2 separate regions of the Homo sapiens genome follow, and region 2 is linked to region 1. A link is an interaction called in ENCODE POLR2A ChIA-PET data of the cell type or tissue named here. Cell type or tissue: PC-9. All regions are shown on one strand. Links, peaks and the distances in the headings refer to the core of each region. The heading gives the core; the rest is flanking DNA. Region 1 overlaps LOC107983995 (a long non-coding RNA gene). Region 2 overlaps TLK1 (tousled like kinase 1).

What was found. Peaks named below come from ENCODE experiments on the same cell type or tissue, not always from the same donor. Only the 100,000 strongest peaks of a DNase experiment are listed, where the experiment ranks them.
Region 2: POLR2A ChIA-PET joins it to region 1 with 11 read pairs; 3 of 35 experiments call an interaction of 5 or more read pairs at or near these places.

What each region holds. Positions count from the first base shown.
Region 1 is chr2:171,241,821-171,247,202 of GRCh38, forward strand. LOC107983995 (a long non-coding RNA gene) reads right to left here. Exons shown (of 3, transcript XR_923576.2): 3 at 2,813-3,187. Among named protein-coding and RNA genes, the nearest start is that of TLK1, 84 kb to the left of the region's middle. RefSeq lists an enhancer at 2,483-3,682. In PC-9, for the core only: no CTCF peak of the experiment used is centred there; DNase peaks (open chromatin) are centred at 3,071 and 3,601; H3K4me3 peaks cover 601 bases; H3K27ac peaks cover 3,615 bases.
Region 2 is chr2:170,996,097-171,001,478 of GRCh38, forward strand. It overlaps TLK1 (tousled like kinase 1), which reads right to left. Exons shown (of 21, transcript NM_012290.5): 19 at 1,616-1,727; 20 at 557-664. Among named protein-coding and RNA genes, the nearest start is that of GORASP2, 70 kb to the left of the region's middle. In PC-9, for the core only: no CTCF peak of the experiment used is centred there; no DNase peak of the experiment used is centred there.

The DNA.
Region 1 (5,382 bases), core at 79-5,078:
TAATATATTTTTTAAAAAACTTGTTTTCTTCTTTTCCTTCTATTTGGAGACAGTGTCTTGCTCTGTCAACCAGGTTGGAGTGCAGTGGTATGATCATAGCTCACTGCAGCCCCATGCTCCCGGGCTTAAGTGATTCTCCCACCTCAGCCTGCTGAGTAGCTAGGACTACAGGCATGCCCTACCATGCCCAACTAATGTTTTAAGTTGTTTTTGCAGAGACAGGGATCTCACTATGTTGCCTAGGCTGGTCTGGAACTCTTGGCCTCAAGCAATCCTCCTACCTCAGCTTCCAAAAGTGCTGGGATTACAGGCATGGGCCACTGTGTCTGGCACTGTTTTCTTTCAATGAGAAAAAATTTACTCTAGTAACTAAGTTACTAATTCATTCAATTAACCTTCTCCTTAATCACTTCTCAATTGGCTTAAGTGATTTCTTTGCTAAACCCCGCAGTTTTACAATCTGCTCTGGCCAACCTGCATCTTCAGAGAAACTTACAAAAAATCAGGGGGGTCTCTCTGGATCTATTCTGGTTCTGGGGCTGCCCAATTAAAAAAACAAAAAGAAAATAATCAAAACACTTTAAATACTTTTTTTTTTTTTTTGGAGACAGAGTCTCACTCTGTTGCCCAAGCTAGAGTGCAGTGGTGCAATCTCAGCTCACTGCAACCTCCGCCTCCTGGGTTCAAGCAATTCTAGTGGGTCAGCCTCCTGAGTAGCTGGGACTGCAGGCATCTGCCACCATGCCCAGCTAATTTTTTTTTTTATTTTTAGTAGAGACAGGATTTTACCATGTTGGCCAGGCTGATCTTGAACTCCTGACCTCTGGTGATCTGCCTGCCTCGGCCTCCCAAAGTGCTGGGATTACAGGTGTGAGCCACCGTGCCTGGCCAAGGATTTTTAAAGGAAAAGAAGAGACACTTCCTGAGTTGGTTACCAAGAATTTCCATTCTTTTTGTTGTCGTCGTTTTTAATCTACTCATCAAAAAGGAAAATAATTTCTATTCAAATAACATAAGTAGGTTGGGCATGGTGGTTTATGCCTGTAATCCTACACTTTGGGAGGCCAAGGTGGGAAAGATTGCTTTAGCTCAGGAGTTCAAGACCAGCCTGGGCAACATAGTGAGACCCTGTCTCTTAAAAAAAAAAAGAAAAAAAAGATAAATAAAATAAGCTATTGATTGGCTATATACTGTCCTTGGTATCATGAATTCCAGGAACATGAAGACAGCAGGAGAGGCAGCTAGTTAGGAACAAAATGACTTTAAACAATACCCCCAGGCATGAGTAGGGGATGACTGCAAGCCCTGCACTGTGTCTCTCTGGGCCTGCAAACCTCACAGAGCTGAGAGCTCTTTGAGCTGTTTTTCTTTTCTCAGAACCATTTAAACATAAGTTATACCATGATAAAGACATAGCCATAGGAAGTCCATACAACTCAATTGATTTATATTCTCCAAAATGGTGTCATCAATTAAAATGATGTAGATGGAATCTGATTTTCCCTTTTGAACCTGTAAGAAGGCGATGAAGTGTCTAAGGCCCTGAAGCCCATGATTTAATGAATGCTGGGTATTTATTAAAATGAAAGAAGCAAAAAACTGGAAGGAACTTTAAAATCATCCAGAGACTCCAATTCTTCTATTTTACAAATATGGAATAGCAACCTCTTACTCCATAGTCAATAAATTATATATCTAATGCTGAATAGTGTAATCTAAATAGTAATTAATCACACCCAACTTCAAATTTCATGATAACGACTTATGCATACACTACAGGAAAGTCTCTTTTAATATTCTTCATAATTTTTTCCTTGTTTTGATTGTAGCAAAGCAAAAATGAAAGGATTGCTGCAAGGAATCTTGGGCCAAGGAACTGAAAATAACTTTTTTTTTCTTTGAGATGGAGTCTCGCTCTGTTGCCCAGGCTGGAGTGTGATGGCACAGTCTCGGCTCACTGCAACCTCCGCCTCCCAGGTTCAAGCGATTCTCCTGCCTCAGCCTCCCGAGTAGCTGGGATTACAGGCATGCGCCACCACGCCCGGCTAATTTTTGTATTTTTAGTAGAGACAGGGTTTCACCATGTTGGTCACGCTGGTCTTGAAGTCCTGACCTCATGATCTGCCTGCCTCGGCCTCCCAAATTGCTGGGATTACAGGCATGAGCCACTGCATCTGGCCGAAAATAACTTCTAATGGAAATTTTGACAAAGCTTCTTCGGGAAGTAACTTTGGGGGAAATTTTGGGGGTGGTCTTTGCGTACATGGTTCAGGAAAGTTTGTCTCACTGTCTAACTTCATAGCTTTATAAATCAAATTAATGGTGTTGAGTTGTGGTATAATATAGTTGGTCTTTATTTGCCTCCAGTTCCTGGCACAGAGCTCCTAAATTATTAGAATTTCTTGAGTGATAGGTGTATCTTTTGTTATTCATAATGAGCTCCTTTTGACCATACTAGAGTTTATGTTAATGAGGTGACTCAGGGTGGCCTTAGATAGATTTAGGTTGGGGACTGGTCCCCAGAAAGACCAAACATGGGATCAGAGGGTTGAACATTTAACCCCACCCTCCAACCTCCCGGGAGGGGAGAAAGGCTGGAGATTGAGCTCAATCACCAATGGCCAATGATTTGATCAAACACACCTACAAAACAAAGCTTTGATAAATACTCTTGAACAGTGAAATTTAGAGAGCTTCTGGGTTGGTAACATTGATGTGGTGGGAGAGTGGCACCGTGGAAGAGGACATGGAAGTGTGACTGTAACAGGTTCCTTACCTAAAGCATGGCAAGTGGACACACTGACCTCAAGGATTGCAGCAGAGAAAGGGTTTAATAATCATAGGGCATCTGAACAAGGAGATGGAAGGAAACCTCAGATTTGCCTCCCTGAGGAGTTTGTAAGGGGTTTGGAGTGGGCTGAGGTGTGGGGATTGCAGGGTGAAGTCATGGACTGGAGAGATGAAGAAACTGCATTCTCATGTTGATTCAGCTCTTCTGTGGGGATTGCAGGGTGAAGTCATGGACTGGAGAGATGAAGAAACTGCATTCTCATGTTGATTCAGCTCTTCTGTGGGGATCCTCAAACTGGTTGTGGATGTCAGCTGTTCTGCTGGAATTCAGGATCTGAAGAACATCTTAAGCAACTCTTAAACAAAAGCCTCATGATTCCAACATCCGAAATCCCATCTATAGAAACAATGTGGATGCAAATGGTCAGTATCCAGTGCTATGTGACTTTCAGTTACAAGTAAGTAGGCCAAAATGCAGCCTATAATTAAGCCTCATGCTTAATTATAACTATATTTCTGTCCAGAACCTGGCATGAAATTCTTGTCAACTCTGTGATTGAAACCTCCTTTGCAAAGATTATGACAGTGAGAGAAATCTAACATGGCTGACTCCATCTTGCTTCTAGTCTCACAGGCTGGCTGTCTTTGCTCATTCCTGGGGATAGGCCAAGGTAACTGCGAGGAATATAGTTCATAGTTTAAAGCAAGAATGAGAAGAGTCCCTCCCTGAAACTGATCCCTTGTTTGTTCAGGGACTGAAACTGCCTTTGTAATGGGAGGGGCCTGACTTCTGCCAAAATGCAGGCATAATTTCTCTAATCTCTTACTGCTCAGGAGTCATGTGGCCAGAGGTCACAAATCTTGTGACTTCCCCAATTGCTCCTGTAGGAAACATCCCTGTTGTGGAACCTAAGATTGGTCTTTTGAGATGTTTTTCAGACTTTTGCATTCAGGCAACTGATTAATTCCAACTGGACTGGTGACTTATGACTCAACCAATCCTGTAGCCCCACCCAGAGGCAGACTCAGCACATAGGGACTGTTTTCCACACTCTTATGCTTTTATTCCCCAACCAATCAGCAGCACCCATTCCTTAGCCCCTGCCTGCCAAACTATCCATAAAAACCCTAGCCCCTGAGTTCTTGGAGAGATTGATTTGAGTGATAACATCCGTCCTTCTGCTTGGCTGTCTTGGGTTAATTAAGCTCTTTCTTTACTGCAATACCATGGTCTCAGTGAATTGTTTTGTCTGTGCCGCAAGCTGGAAGCACCCGTTGGGTGATTGTACAAGGACAGTTTCAGAAGCTCTCCACTTCCTTTCTCCCGCAGCCTTGCCCTATGCATCTCTTACATGTGGCTGTTCCTGAGTTGCATCCTTTATAATAAACCAGTAATCACAAGCAAGGTGCTTCCCTCAGTTCTGCAATTTGTTCTAACAAATTATCAAACATGAGGGAGGGTGATGCGAACCCCCAAATTTGCAGCCAAATAGGATAGAAGTGTGAGTAGCCTAGAAACCCAGGAATTCTACCTGGCATCTGAAGTGGGGGCAGTCTTGTGGGACCATGACTTTAACCTGTGGGGTTTGCACTAACTCTGGGTAGTTAGCATCAGAGTTGAATGGAATTGAAGAACACCCAGTTGGTGGGAGATAACTGGTGAATGGATGTTGGAACAATGTGTTGGAAAAGACACTGTAACCACCCAATGGTTTCACTTTGCCCACTGCCTAGACAGAGCTGATTTCTAAAGACAGGGGCATTGTAACAGAGAAAGTGTAATTCACACAGAGCCGGCTGTGTGGGAGACCAGAGTTTTATTATTACTCAAATCAGTCTTCCTGAGCATTTGGGTATTCGGGGATCAGAGTTTTTAAGGACAACTTAGTGGACGGGGGGAAGCCAGTGAGCTGGGAGTGCTGATTGGTGAAGTCAGAGATGAAATCTTAGGGAGTTGAAGCTGTCTTCTTGTGCTGAGTCAGTTCCTGGTGAGGAGGGGGCACAAGATCAAATGAGCCAGTTTATCGAACTGGGTGGTGCCAGCTGATCCATCAAGTGCAGAGTCTGCAAAATATCTCAGGCAGTGATCTTAGGAGCAGTTCAGGGAAAGTCAGAATCTTGTAGCCTCCAGATGCATGACTCCTAAATCATAATTTCTAATCTTGTGACTAATTTCTTAGTCCTACAAAGGCGGTCTAGTCCCCAGGCAAGAAGGAGGTTTGTTTTGGGAAAGGGCTGTTATCATCTTTGTTTTAAACTATAAATTAAGTTCCTCCCAAAGTTAGTTCAGCCCATGTCCAGGAATGGACAAGGACAGCTTGGAGGTTAGAAGGAAGATGGAGTCAATTAGGTTAGATCTCTTTTGCTATCTCAGTCATAATTTTGCAAAGGCAGTTTCAACACCACACATTTGGTGTCAGAAAAAACCCACACATGGATATATGCAAGGTTAGGATCAATTTTTCCCCAGTTGGTTAGATGATGCCACATTGTAGCACTTGTCACACTATGTTGAACTGCTTGTTTCCTTGTCTGTCTGTTCTATTAGACTGTGAGCACATGGAAGACTAACATGGGCCTTAATGCAACTTC
Region 2 (5,382 bases), core at 50-5,049, 250 kb before region 1:
CAGGTGATCCTCCCACCTCAGACTCCCAAGCAACTGAGACTCTAGATGTGTGCCACCACGCCTGGCTAATTTTTGTATTTTTAGTAGAGACCGGGTTTCACCATGTTGGTCAGGCTGGTCTCAAACTCCTGACCTCAGATGATCTGCCCGCCTTGGCCTCCCAAAGTGCTGGGATTACAGGTGTGAGCCACCACGCCCAGCCTTATTATTACTTTTAATATTTCTTATATACTTATATATCTCAGTATTAACATAAGCAGATAAAATAATACATAAAAGGTAATGATGAGCCCAGATCTTGTGATTTTTCCCTAATTTTCAAAGTAGCAGCTGATGAACATAAACAATCAGAGACCATAGCTTAAAAGATAAAAACTATAGCAACCAGAGGCTGATGCAACTCCTTCTCTGAAAGTAAATCACCAGCCCCTGCTGGACAGATCCCCTGCAGCAGCGAGTCTTGTGACTTTACTTACTGGAAAGTACTTACCTTGTTGTCAGCACAACTGATGAAAGAAAAGTTACTTCACAAAACTCATTTACAAAAATTTAATACCTTGGCTTCACTGCTTACAACCGGTTTTACAGGGAACTGGACTTCTGTGGCTTTTAATATTGTATTTTCTTGAAGAATGTCTTGTTGAGATTGATTGTGACCAAATGGCTTAAAAAAAAAATTAAATGTTGAGATACTTTTCTCACAAAATATTTAAACACAGATATCATTTCTGTTTAAGCGAATTCCCAAAACCGAAAATCCAAATATCTTGTGTTCTAAAATCTTCCTCAGTTATTTGAAACCTGAGATGAATTCTCATACAAACAAGCTATAATTGATAGCAGGCCAAGAAAGCCTACCTAACAGATCTTCAACATAGATTAAACACTGTAAGAAGAAGAAAATAATGCTGTTGCAATATAAGATAAAAACATAAATTTAAAACTTTATTCTGAATAAACAATGAAGTTCAGTTAGAGAAGAGATGAAGTAGTAATGAAAATGTCTATGACAATTTCCAAAGAATAAAATACTGTGTGCATCACAGGCGAATTTAAATGAAGGAGCTCTGGATTTGGAGTGAGGAGATCCCACACAAATCCCTTAACCTCTCTTCCCCTATTGATGAAGGGATGGGGTGGGATGTGGGCTAGTTAATATTTATGGTAACCTGCACTTCCAACTTCAATATAAAAAGAAGTTGGGAAATAAGACTAAGTTTGATGGTATTTCCCTGATGAGCAACGGGGAAACTGCCCACCCAGGCCAAACTGTGTGTGTGGGTGGGGTGGGGGGTGTAAGAGGAGGTCAAGTGAATGGTGGATAATGAAAAGTATTGACTCCAGTATTCCCAATAGCAGACAAATATTAGCATGTTAACAGATAGTTACTTCTTTTCTTAAAAAAAGGAAAGAAAGCAAAAAGTAGGTCAAGTAAACTGGTGTGACATTAAAATAATTCTGATCCATGGAAATTTTAGGAAGAAATAGAGGAGAAGCCTGGCTTTCTTTAGAAGGATCTAAATTGACTTTAAGTTAGTGAAATTTTGCTTTTAAGAAGGAAAAATTCAACTTAATTTATCTCTGTAGAGCTGAAGGCTGGTAGAATTCAATTTACCTTTCTACCATAAAGACACTGAAAGAAGATGACTCCAACCGACCATACATCAACCTTGTTGGAAATCTTTGGTGGCTCTTTTCCAACTACAAAACACTCAGGAGGTAAATACCTGTAAGTTTTGTGGGAGAGAAAAAAGGTTACTACTGACAATCTGTAACTTAAAATCTTCTAAGTGTAAAATCTTAGAACACGAATTTTATTCATATATAAACTCTAGGACTCCCATCAGTGAAAATCATCAACTGAACTTCTGGAGCATTTACATTCTTTTATCATTTAACTCTAGAGCCAACACATACAACATTGTGATAAAGTTCATCTCTATCTATCTTTATCTATCTATCTATCTATCTATCTATCTATCTATCTATCTATCTACCTACCTACCTACCTACCACCTACCTACCTACCGAAACAAAAACTTAAAGAGATTACAATGGTCTTATTTGCAGTATCTAATAATAGTAGAAGAAACCCTCTCCCATCCTCCTTAACCACTGTTCAAACTGTAGGCACTTCTCTCCCTAAAATATACACCTGATCACATGGTTCTTTTGTTCAAACAACTTCGACAGCACTTACTGCCAACAAGACCTTGTATCTCTTGTTTGTAACACAAGACTCATGCTAATCTGGCAACAACATACATTTTCAAAATCTGCACACACTATCTTCCCCCACCCTAACCCGCCAAATTGGCTAGTCAAAACCAATTCACTTGCATCTCCACTCGGCTCTCCTTTATCCTCTGAGCTCTTGAATATGACAATCACTACTGCCTTCCCTAATCACTCCAATTACTTAGCATCTTTTCTTCTTCAAGACCCACCCAACCCCCATAAGCCATCTTTTGCTTCTCCCCAGGTGGCTCTGCTTTTCTCTGTGTTACTGCAGAATGGTGCAATGCCTCTATTATGGCATTAAACTACAATCACACCAGACCGTGAGCAGCTCAAGGAACTCTTATTCACTGTGCAGTTTCAAGCACTAGCAGTGTCTGAAACACAATGGGTATTCAAAATTACTATTTTAAAAATATGTAAGTCCTATTTATAAGTTCATAATTTTTTTTGATACAGGGTCCAACTCTGTCACCCAGGCTGGAGTACAGTGGTACGATCATAGCTCACTGCAGCCTCACACTCCTGGGCTCATGTGACCCTCGCACCTTAGCCTCCCAAATAGATGGGACTACAGACGTGCACCAGCACACCCAGCTAATACTTTCTTCTTTGTAGTGATAGTCTTGTGCTGTTGACCAAGCTGGTCTCGAACTACTGGCCTTACGTGATCCTCCCACCTTGGCCTCGCAAAGTGCTAGGATTACAGGCATGAGCCACCACACTAAGCCAGTTCATAATTTTTAATAGATGAAGGGTAAAAATCAATTTGTCATCTCCAGTTATAAGTAAAAGATCCATCACAAGGATGCAAGCATCTCACACCTCAAAAATTTAGATAAACTTAAAATTATCAAAACAAATAATGCTGCTCAATGGGAATTTACTATTTTTTTTAAAAAATGCAGTTTTGTATTCACTATGCTAAAATCATTAAGATTTCAGCAAGATGTTGACAGATCTCTTAAAATACACATGAAACTTCCGTGAAGTAAAACCAGCAAAGATAACCAATAACTCATTTGTAATGCAGTAAAAAGCTGGATTTATTTTGTCAATAAAAGTGTGTATTTTACGCAGGTGTCTATGTGTGTAACTGAAACAGGAATAGCTTGTAAAGATTAAGCTATACTCTCTCCAGGCACAAGGTGTATGTATGCAAGGAGAGCAACCACAGAAATTGACGTCAAAGTAACTTGGGAAAAGATGTCCACCAGGATTTAGTGAATTTGAGACCAGAGAGACAAAACTAAATATTTTAAGTTTCTGAGGATGAAAGGTAATTTATAAGAGCAATATTATATGTGTATTCTAAAATATACGAGTATTTATAGTGCTATCCAAATATATCAAATACAGTTGACCCTTGAACAATATAGGGGTTGGAGGCACTGACCCATGCAGTTGAGAATCCATGTATGATTTTTATTTTTATTTTTTTTTGAGACCGGGTCTCACTGTGTTGCCCAGGCTGAGTGCAGTGGTGCGATCACGGCTCACTGCAGCCTCGATCTCCAAGCCTCAAGCGATTCTCCCACTTTAGCCTCCCAATTAGCTGGGACCACAGGCACACACCACCATGCCTGGCTAATTTTTTTAAAAAATTTATACAGACAGGGTCTTGCTATGTTGCCCAGGTTGGTCTTCAATTCCTGGGCTCAAGTGGTCTTCCTGCTGGGATCAGAGGCATGAGTGAGCCCCCATACCTGGCCACATGTCTAACTTTTGACTCTCCCTAAAAAGTTAAAAAGTTAATTACTAGGCTGAGCGTGGTGGCTCATGCCTGTAATCCCAGCACTTTGGGAGGCCGAGACGGGTAGAACAGGAGGTCGGCAGTTTGAGACCAGCCTGGCCAACATGGTGAAACCCTGTCTCTACTAAAAATACAAAAAAATTAGCCAGGCATGGTGGCGGGCACCTGTAATCCCAACTACTTGGGAGGCTGAGGCAGGAGAAATCGCTTGAACCTGGGAGGCAGAGGTTGCAGTGAACCAAGACTGTGCCATTGCACTGCAGCCTGGGTGACAGAGCGAAACTCTGTCAAAAAAAAAAAAAAAAAAAAAAAGTTAACTGCTAATAGCCCACTGTTGACTGGAAGTTGACTTACTGATAACATGAACAGTTAATTAATACATATTTTATATGCTGTATTATATACTAAATTCTTATAGTAAGCTAGAAGAAAAAAACTGCTATTAAGAAAAATCGTAAGAGAAAATCACTATTCATTAAGTGAAAGTGGATTATGACAAAAGTTTTCATCCTTGTCATCTTTAGGTTGAGTAGACTGAGGAGGGGTTAGTTTTGCTGTCTCAGGGGTGACGGGGGAAGAGATGAAAGGGGAGGCAGACACACTCAGTGCAACTTTACAGACATAATTTGTTTTGCTTTTTCATATAGTATCAATCCTTCTTCCACCACTTGCTTTAGTTTCAGTGCCTGTATTATAGAAGGGTCCATGTCATAAAAGTCAAAAGCAATGTCTTGACTAATAGAAACCCTTCTGCCAGGCTGTCTAATGTCAACCTGTTTTCTGGCAGTGCCTCTTCTACTACTACTTTCTCATCTGGCACCAGTTTGGAAGCACTCATCTCCATCAAGTCACCTTAATTCCTCTGGAGGGGTGTCTTTTAGCTCTTGAATTTCTCCAAGATCCATATCTTGAAACCCTTCACCCCACCTTCTTTGCCATATCCACAGTCTCTTTCATGATTTCCTTGACTGCCTCTGTCATAAATCCTGCAAAGTCATATGCAACAACTGGACACGGTTTTCTCTTGCAGCAATGTACTCTTTCAGGCTTGATGGCTTTCATGGCTTTTTCTAAAACAATGATGACATCTTCAGTGGTGTAATCCTTCCAGACTTTCATGATGTTCTGTCTACTGGTGTCCTCTTTAACAGCACTGACAATCCTTTCCATAGAGTATCATGTGTAACGAGCCTTAAAGTTCCTTAAGACCTCTTGATCTAGAGGCTGAATTAGATATTGTTGTGTTTGGGGACTCATGGGCTCCTAGGTGGCCAGGGGCATTGTCCAGTATCAAAAGAACCTTAAAAGGTGATCCCTTATTGGCAAGGTACTTCCTGACTTCAGGGATAAAGCACTGATGGAACCAATCCAAAAAAAGGGTTCCAATTGTC